Linked DNA regions of Homo sapiens: region 1 is linked to region 2. The links are chromatin loops, found by intact Hi-C in ENCODE. Cell type or tissue: ascending aorta. All regions are shown on one strand. Region 1 holds the start of MIR320C2 (microRNA 320c-2). Region 2 overlaps OSBPL1A (oxysterol binding protein like 1A).

What was found. A loop is a pair of places that touch in the nucleus more often than their neighbours do. Peaks named below come from ENCODE experiments on the same cell type or tissue, not always from the same donor. Only the 100,000 strongest peaks of a DNase experiment are listed, where the experiment ranks them.
Region 1: a loop joins it to region 2, with 4 times the contacts of the local background. A loop is called at or near these places in 1 of 110 quality-filtered maps.

Annotation. Positions count from the first base shown.
Region 1 is chr18:24,319,617-24,324,616 of GRCh38, reverse strand. The region is part of intron 7 of OSBPL1A (oxysterol binding protein like 1A); the gene reads left to right. It overlaps MIR320C2 (microRNA 320c-2), which reads right to left and starts at 2,942; the gene lies at 2,871-2,942. In ascending aorta, no CTCF peak of the experiment used is centred here; no DNase peak of the experiment used is centred here.
Region 2 is chr18:24,215,006-24,220,005 of GRCh38, reverse strand. The region is part of intron 17 of OSBPL1A (oxysterol binding protein like 1A); the gene reads left to right. It also overlaps the pseudogene RNU6-435P. Among named protein-coding and RNA genes, the nearest start is that of CABYR, 78 kb to the right of the region's middle. In ascending aorta, no CTCF peak of the experiment used is centred here; no DNase peak of the experiment used is centred here; H3K27ac peaks cover 2,332 bases.

The DNA of each region.
Region 1 (5,000 bases), 100 kb before region 2:
TTTTTTTTTTTTTATATTCATATTCATGTTTTTATTGGGAGTCTGGAAATACGCACCAATGTATACACGTGAGTTATCTATGGGTGAGGGAATTGTTTTATGTGTATGCATGTAGTTTATCTATTTGATATAATTTTTTTTTTTTTTTTTTTTTTTTTTTTAACTTTTTCAGAAAATTTATTGAGAGGGAGGGAGAGGGCAAGACAGAAGCATCTGAAATTTAGTCTTCTGCCTGTGAGGGCCCTCTGGCTGAAGTTCAAAAGGAAAGAGGAGCTTTGCCCAAGGAAAACTATTCAAAACTATGTTTGGTGCACTTGGGAAAGCCTGGTGGTGCATTGTTGGCCCAGAACAGGTTCTCTGGGATTCAAAAGGCAGGGTGAAGCTTTTTTTTTTTTGAGACGGAGTCTCACTCTGTCACCCAGGCTGGAGTGCAATGGCGTGATCTCAGCTCACTGCAACCTCCGCCTCCCGGGTTCAAGCAGTTCTCTGCCTCAGCCTCCTGAGTAGCTGGGATTACAAGTGCTCACCACCACTCCTGGCTAATTTTTTTTTTTTTTTTTACCCAAATGAGTATAAATCATGCTGCTATAAAGACACATGCACACGTATGTTTATTGCGGCACTATTCACAATAGCAAAGACTTGGAACCAACCCAAATGCCCAACAATGATAGACTGGATTAAGAAAATGTGGCACATATACACCATGGAATACTATGCAGCCATAAAAAATGATGAGTTCATATCCTTTGTAGGGACATGGATGAAATTGGAAACCATCATTCTCAGTAAACTATCGCAAGAACAAAAAACCAAACACCGCATATTCTCACTCATAGGTGGGAATTGAACAATGAGATCACATGGACACAGGAAGGGGAATATCACACTCTGGGGACTGTGGTGGGGTCGGGGGAGGGGGGAGGGATAGCATTGGGAGATATACCTAATGCTAGATGACACATTAGTGGGTGCAGCGCACCAGCATGGCACATGTATACATATGTAACTAACCTGCACAATGTGCACATGTACCCTAAAACTTAGAGTATAATAAAAAAAAAAAAAAAAAAAAAAGAAAAAGCCTCACCCTGGCTGGGTGTGGTGGCTCACGCCTGTATTCCCAGCACTTTGGGAGGCTGAGGTGGGTGGATCACGAGGTCAGGAGTTCAAGACCAGCCTGGCCAAGATGGTGAAACCCCGTCTCTGCTAATTTTTGTATTTTTAGTAGAAATGGGATTTCATCATGTTGGCTGGGCTGGTCTCGAACTGCTGGCATCAAGCGATCCACCCACCTCAGCCTCCCAAAGTGCTGGGATTACAGGCATGAGCCATGGTGCCCAGTCTCTTTTTGTATTTTTTATTGTTTTTTATTCACTCATCTGTCTCTTCTTTCGACAGTATCGCATTAAAAAAAAGTTTTTAAGATAGTATTGCACTTTTAATGGTTATAATGTTTTAATATGTGAGATTTCCCCTTACCATTTTTAAGGATTTTCTTTGACATCCTTATCTGTTTATTCTTCCAGAAGGCATTTAAAATAATTTTCTGAGGCTCTTCATTGGGATTTAATTGAAATTACATTCTATGTAAATTAATTTAAGGAGAATTGGCATCTTTATTAAATTTTCCCATTAAGGGACAAATCTGTGTCATGCAAACTTTTAAATATTACATCATTCCTGTTTTTCACTTTATTTTGTTGTGGTTGGTAAGAGAGATAGTGTATTTTTTAACTGGTGGTGGAACCCATCTAGATTCCATCTAGGAGGCTATTTCATTTAGTTCAAAAGCATTTTATTGAATTCTTACTGTGTGCCAGGCATTTTAGACATCAAATCCAGAAATGAGGTCTCTCTTCTGGAATTTCATCTAGTTGGCAGGAGTTCAGAATTTATTTTTGGTATTAGGGCAGAATTCTATGAAAGAAATCATAGTGTTGTCTTTCTCTCTGCCTAAAGAAATAATTTCTCCAAAGTGCCCTGTAGGTAGAATGAAAATAACACAGAATTGGCAGACCTCTATAAGGCATTTTCCTATGTGCTAGGCAGAAAAACTAAACTGAGTATTAATTTTTTGGTTAATGTTTTAAAAAGTTTTTTCCCCACTAAAGAAGTAATGTATCACCAGCCCCAGGTTCCCCATCAGCAGCTCTATAAATCTTCCTCCAAAATAAATCTTAAAGCCACATACAAGGCCGGGCACGGTGGCTCACACCTGTAATCCCAACACTTTGGGAGGCCCAGGCGGGCAGATCACGAGGTCAGGAGATCGAGACCATCCTGGCTAACACAGTGAAACCCCATCTCTACTAAAAAAAAAAAAACAAATACAAAAAATTAGCCGGGCGTGATGGTGGGCGCCTGTAGTCCCAGCTACTCAGGAGGCTGAGGCAGGAGAATAGCATGAACCCGGGAGGCAGAGCTTGCAGTGAGCTGAGATGGTGCCACTGCACTCCAGCCTGGGCAACAGAGGGAAACTCTGTCTCAAAAAAAAAAAAAAAAAAAAAGTCACATATTTCTCTCTATGTTAAAAATGATCTCCATTTTACTACTGACTTTCTAGTCCAAACCACCAGTATCCTTTACCTGCACTATTGCCATCTCTTTGTAATTAGCCTCCCTGCATTTCTTTTGCCCACGTTTACAAGCCATATTGCACACAACAGCCAGAGTGACCTTTTTAAAAAAAATCATGGAAATTATCAAAGCTTCAGAAATCAAATAGCATAATTAATTGATGTACCCATCACCCTCCTCCAGAACTTAGCAATAATGGCCACTCTGTATCTCTTCCTACTCCCTGAATTCTTGTGAAACAATTCCAGATATCATGCCATCTCTTTTTCTTTTTAAAAAATTTATTTGTTTTTCTTTTCTTACCCTCTCAACCCAGCTTTTCCCAATTCTGGGAAGAACTGGAAAGAGAAGGCCTGTCATGCCATTTTATTCATACATACCCAGTGCTCCTCAACTTACTGTGGGGCCACGTCCTCATAGAACCATTGTAAATTGAAAATACACTTAAGGCCAGGTACAGTAGCTCACACCTGTAATCCCAGCACTCTGGGATGCTGAGGCTGGCAGATCGCTTGAGCCTAGGAATTTGAGACTAACCTGGTGAAACCCCATTCCTACAAAAAAATACAAAAATTAGCCAGGTGTGATGACACATGACTGCAGTTCCAGCTACCAGGGAGGCTGAGGTGAGAGGATCACTTGAGCCCAAGAGGTCGAGGCTGTGGTGAGCTGTGATAGTTGAAAAACCATTAAGTTGAACTGTTGTAAGTTGGGGAACATCTGTAGTCCAGTATATTAGTAAAAAATAAGGACACCCTTTAACAAAAACCACAAGCATGTGATAGTTGCACAACTCTGTGCACCTATAAAAACCATTGAATTTGTGCAGTTTAAGTGAGTAAATTGTATGTTAATTTGTATCTCAATGGGGCTATTAAAAAACATAAGCACAATAGCATTATCCTATTAATAATATTCTAGTAATTTATCAAAATCATGGAACTGCCAAAGTTTGTGTTTTCCCAGTTATTATTATTATTCTTTTCTTTTCTTTTTTTTTTTTTTTTTGAGACGAAGTCTTGCTCTTGTTCCCCAGGCTGGAGTGCAATGGCGCGATCTCAGCTCACTGCAACTCCGCCTCTCAGGTTCAAGTGATTCTCCTGCCTCAGTCTCCAGAGTAGCTGGGATTACAGGTGCCTGCCACCACACCCAGCTAATTTTTGTATTTTTAGTAGAGATGGGGGTTTCACCATGTTGGCCAGGCTGGTCTCGAACTCCTGACCTAAGGTGATCTGCCCACCTCGGCCTCCCAAAGTGCTGGGATTACAGGCATGCGTCACTGCACCCGGCCTATATTATAATTTTTTAACACTTTGACAGAGTTTTAAACATGAGTCAGATCATGTTACTCTTACTTAAAACCCTTCAGTGGCTTTTCATCCTATTTAGAATAAAACTCAAACTCCTTATGCTGGCTTACAAAAGTCTGGCCTACAAACCCCTTGTGTGATGTGGCCTCTGCGTGCCTCTCTGACTTTATCTCTTGCCTGCTGAATTGTTCCTACCTCAGAGCCTTTGCATCAGCTGTTCCTCTGCTAGAATGTCCTTCCCTGTATTTTCACAAGGCTGGATCCTTCTTTTCAACCTAGACATCCCTTCCTCAAAGAGGCCTTCCCTGATCAACCCCTCATCCTCCAATCTAAAGTGGTATCCCAGTTACTCTGTCAAATCATTTATTTAAAAAGTCTGGGCGTACCGTGGTTCATTGTCTGCTGTATCTTTAAGAATTAATTTATCATCTGTCTTTCCCACCTTCTATGCTTTCCCATCCCCCCAGTATTTTTTCTGTTATGTTCACTGCTGAATCCTCAGTGCCTAAAATAGTAATCGGTACATAACAGACCCTCATTAGGGGATATCATACAAAAAAATTGCCAACACATACCAGATGTTTGGTATTTATAAAAATATTATTATTTTAAACCACCCCCAGCCCCCCTTTTTGTTTTTAGAGACAGAGTCTCACTCTGTCACCCAGTCTGGAGTGCAGTGGTAGCTGGGACTGTAGGCACATGCCACCGTGCCTGGCTAATTAAATTTTTTTTTTTTTTTTTTGTAGAGATAAGGTCTCACTGTATTACCCCGGCGAGTCTTAAGCTTCTGGCCTCAAGCCATCCTTCCGCCTTAGCCTCCCAGAGTACTGGGATTATAGTTGTGAGCCACTGCGCCTGGCCTAAAAGGTTATCTGATAGAATATATCACCTTCCTGCATAAACAGTTCCAGAGTTCTCATTGATATGTTGTTTTGAAAGGACTGTTCTAATTTTCATAGGTAGCTTTCATTTCTCTAATAATAAGCTATTTGAGGCTAGGAGATGGTTTGATTTATTTGTGGGTTTTTGTTTGTTTGTTTTTTTACCTTTTGTCCTTCATTTAATGTCCTGCTCACTTCAGAACTCTATAAATAACTTTGATAAGAC
Region 2 (5,000 bases):
AGGGAGTGCCAGCCTGGCAGGAGGAGACTAGAGTGGTTATCCAGCGAATAGGGCTCCAATTTGAAAACCTCATCCAGGACTAACAAGCTGCTAGGCCATGGGGTCACTTCAAGTATACTAGGAAGAAGAAACAAGGCAGCCTGAGTCTAGATTCATGAGAATTACCTTCACAAACCCAAGTTGAGTTGCCCAGCTTATTGCCAGGAATTACTCTGGGAAAACTGTGAGGCATCTTTCCTCAGGCCATTGACCTCATCCTGCCCTAGTTTAAAGAGCAGATAGGAGTTGCTCTTTTGGAGACGGGCTGAGACTCTTTAGAACTGCTTCCAGTTCTAGCATTTTCTAAGCAAATGATGGTGAGACATACTTTCACCAGACTCCAAGCGCTTGTTCTCATCTAGTCTAGATGAGTGATTATTGTAGGTAAATCAGAGCAGTTTTCTAGGGCAGCCATAATCTGTAAGGCTATGCTTAAATCAACCAAATAGCAAAGAGCTAAGAAACTTATGTACGAAGAGAAATAAAAAATATTTTCAGATGAATAATCCCATTTCTAAAACTTTTTATTATGGAAATTTTCAAGCATGCCTACAAGTAGAATAATATAATGAACCCTTGATTCCCATCATTCACCCTCAACATTTACCATGTGCCCAACTTGGTTTCATCTATAAACCACCACATCAATGTTCTGATTTATTTTTATTTGTTGTGAGACAGGGTCTCACCCCATTGCCCAGGCTGGAGTGCAGTGGTGTGATTATAGCTTACTGCAGCCTCAACCTCCTTGGTCTCAGGTGATCCTCCCACCTCAGCCTCTTGAGTAGCTGTGACTACAGGAGTCACTAGCATGCCTAGCTAATTAATTTTTTTTTTCCAGATATGAGGCCTTGCTATGTTACCCAGGCTGGTCTTGAACCCCTAGCCTCAAGACATCCTCCCACCTTGACCTCCCAAAGTGCTGGGATTACAGGCATGAGCCACTGCGCTCGGCCTCCTATTTTTAAAGCAAATCCAAGCTATACCATTTTATCTTTATTTTTTTTAGGGACATAGCTTTTTAACTAACAAAAATTGTATATTTGTAGTGTACAACATGGTGTTTTGAAATATATATACCGCACATTGTGTAATGGATGAATCGAGCTAATATATGCATACCTCACATGCTTATTTTTTATGGTGAGAACACTTTAAACTATACTCTCTAGTGATTTTCAAGTATATAATACATTGTTAGTAACTATAGTCACCATGTTGGGCCAGGCGCAGTGGCTCACGCCTATAATCCCAGCACTTTGGGAGACCGAGGTGGGTGGATCACCTGAGGTCAGGAGTTCGAGACCAGCCTGGCCAACATAGTGAAACCCCCGTCTCTACCAAAAAATACAAAAATTAGCCAGGCGCAGTAGTGCATGCCTGTAATCCCAGCTACTCAGAAGGCTGAGGTGGGAGAATCGCTTGAACCTGGGAGGCAGAGGTTGCAGTGAGCCGAAAGCACCCCACTGCTCTCCAGCCTGGGTGACGGAGCGAGACTCCATCTCAAAAAAAACAAAACAAAAACCATGTTGTACAGTAGATTACTTGAACTGATTTCTACAAAAAATATGGGACACTTCATGAATTTGCATGTCATCCTTGTTCAGGGGTCATGCTAATCTTCGTATCATTTCAATGTTTAGTATATGTGTTGCCAAAGCAGGCACTCATTTCATCTTTTAAATAACTCAGTATGTATCTCTAAAACAGTGGGAGTCTTTTTTGCTTCTAAACCACAGTACTATTATCATGTATAATAATAATTTCTTAATTATCATCAAGTATTTAGTTAGTATTCACATTTTCTTGATTGTCTTGTAAATGTCATTTAGTAATTGGATCCAAAATGGTATTTAGTAATAGGATCCCAAAGTTCTACATACTGCCTTTGGTTTCTATGTCTCTTAAGTCATTTTACTCCAGGTTTCCTCTTCCCTCCCCCATTTTTTCTTGCCATTTATTTTTCAAGAAACCTGGTCGTTTGTTCTGTAGAGTATTCTACCATCTGGATATTGCTGGTTGTATTCCTGGGGTATCATTCCACATGTTCTTTTACTCCTGAATTTCCTGTGGACTGATGGTTATTTACAAAGGTGTGGCCAGATTTATGTTTCAGTTTTTTAGCACAAAATTCATAGGTACACAAACCATAGGTACTTCCTATGACATCAATCAGAGAGCATTTGCTCTCTGATTCTCTTCTTTCTGTAATGGTGAGATTGATTCTTGGGTTTAGTCATTGACAATCTGACACATCCATGATAAAGTTGCCTGACAGTCTTTCACCTAATGATTTAGTGGTTGATCATTGTCTTCATCTTTATTTCTTTAGGTGCTGCAAAACAGTAGTCTTTCAATTCTGTCACTCCTTCTACATTTATTAGCTGAAAATCTATAAAGAAGAGCTTCTGACAGGGTGCAGAGGTTCACACCTGTAATCCCAGCACTTTGGGAGGCAGAGGCAAGTGTATCACTTGAGGCCAGGAGTTCAAGACCAGTTGGCCAACATGGTGAAACTCTGTCTCTGCTAAAAATACAAAAATTAGCTGGGCGTGGTGGCGGGTGCCTGTAATCTCAACTACACGGGAGACTGAGGCAGGAGAATCGCTTAAACTCGGGAAGTGGAGGTTGCTATGAGCTGAGATCACACCACTGCACTCCAGCCTGAGTGACAGAGCAAGACTCTGTCTCAAAAAAAAAAAAAAAAAGAGCAAAACTTGTCTCAAAAAATAAAGAAGAGCTTCCTAACACCTCCTTATAAAATGATCTATATATTGGTTCCCTAGCATCCTACAAAGGTAATATATGAGCCCATGGGTTGGATTTGTTTAAATCTATTACAGTATCTTTCCCCCTCTTTGGTCAGAGTAAGCCCCTCTGGGTCAGCTTCTGTGTCCCTCTGACAGGACCCTCATTGGTTTCTCTGGTAATTTTTTTTATAGATATTTGTAGGCAATAACTCCATTGTCTTTGATAGCTGCCTTGCTTTCTGATAAGAAAAAAGTGTTTCAGGCTTACATCATTTGTTTCCTGCCCCAGACATAGAGTCAGCTATTTCTCTAAGGAGCCATATTTCATTTTAGTGGGAAATAATATTTAGAAATAACAATCTGAGTGGTAAGGATGTTCATTGCTACTGCATTGACCGTTGTTTGTAGTCTTATTCCTCGGAGACAGCTGAAACCTTTCCTCCCCTTTAAAAAAAAAAATAACCGATGAACCCTAAACAAAAACAGGTAAATAAAATTGTTTTTGTCCTTCTTTTTAATTTATATGAAAAGATGTTTGAGTTTTGGAAGTTTGTATTGTCCTTTGAAACTGGAATTTAAGAAAGAGGTAGCTGAAAAGAAAGTACTGATCTTAGAATAACATTGTTTTCTATTGGTAAATGTGAAATAAGAAAAATTGCCCATATATTTAAAATCTATGAACATGGTTTTCCTTTTTCTTTTTTCTTCTGGAGACACAGTCTCGCTCTGTCGCCAAGGCTGGAGTGCAGTGGCACTATCTCGGCTCACTGCAACCCCTGCCTCCCGGGTTCAAGCAATTCTCCTGCCTCAGCCTCCCAGGTAGCTGGGACTGCAGGCACACGCTGCCACGCCCAGCTAATTTTTTTGTATTTTAGTACAGACAGGGTTTCACTGTGTTGCCCAGGCTGGTCTCAAACTCCTGAGCTCGGGCAATCCACCCGCCTTGGCCTCCCAAAGTGCTGGGATTACAGGTGTGAGCCACTGCGCTTGGCCAGTTTTTCATTTTATTGAGAATACAAAGGCGTGTCTGGTCTCTACAAAGCTGGTTGTAAAGTTACATTGTCAAATGTAAACAAGAGGTGACGAGAGGCTGTAAGCTCTGTTATTTGTACCTGGGTCCCTTGATACTACTTTCCCCATTCAGAGGTCTCGTTATTTTCTCCTTTTGATCCCTGGACTTTTTCAATATCTTAGGTAAATATCCAATTTCTATTTCAAGTTTACTTTACAAACACTTATAATCCCCAGGATGTCAACAGAAAGAAGCAGTTAAATATTTATTAAAACGTATATTCTTGCTTGGCATCTCGATCTATTTATCCAAAGATGTACCCTCTTCCCCCAACCCTCCCATTCCCAACACACGTGAACACAAGATTTTGAGTGCCTAGGAAATATCTTTCACAGTAACAGCCTTTTAATGGTCTGCCTTAACCTGTTTCTTCTGCCCACATCTTCTAATAAATCATAGATTGGGTATCTTGACTTCTGGTGACTTAAGGGATTTGGTCTCTACAAATACACTGAAGTGTCTGTTTTCCTTTGGAGCTGTGCCAATCTAAATTTTGCCTAAAGGAGAAAATCGCCTCAGGGGACACGGAGTTCTTTGGCCTTATTTGCTTTGCTTGGTAGCTTAGGAGGAATTTTCCTTTTTCAGAAAACACCATATATAATAATAAAAAAATTGCAAGGTAAATAAATTAAGGAAGTGATTGTTTTAAAAACCACATAGATCCTTAACAGGTTGGTTGGTTGGTTGGTTTGCCTTGTGTTTTAGAATCCTCAGAAAAATTTGGTTTATACACAGCTCTTTTCAAAACACATTGATTGCATAAAATGTGATATGTTCTCATTGTCTGGGCTATGACCTGCTGTTGTATCATGTTGATACAGCACAGTGTTCAGCCAGGATTTGAAATTTAGCATAAAGTATCCATTTTACCATAGTAAATTTCAGATCTGATTGTGTGTTTTAGGACATTGTGTAATCTTTCTCAGCAGAAAAAAAACCTGCTTTAGGAAAGGGGAAGGATGCAGTCCTTTGCAGGACAGGTATTTTACTATGCTCAGAGCAATCCAAAAGGAAACAGAAGGGAAAATAACATACGTGTCAGAGAACCCTGGAGATATTATGTGTTATGTATCACAGAGCAGGAAGGAACCAGAAACTCAACTCCCTTCCTAGAAATTCTATCCCTCTGATGGTAAGCA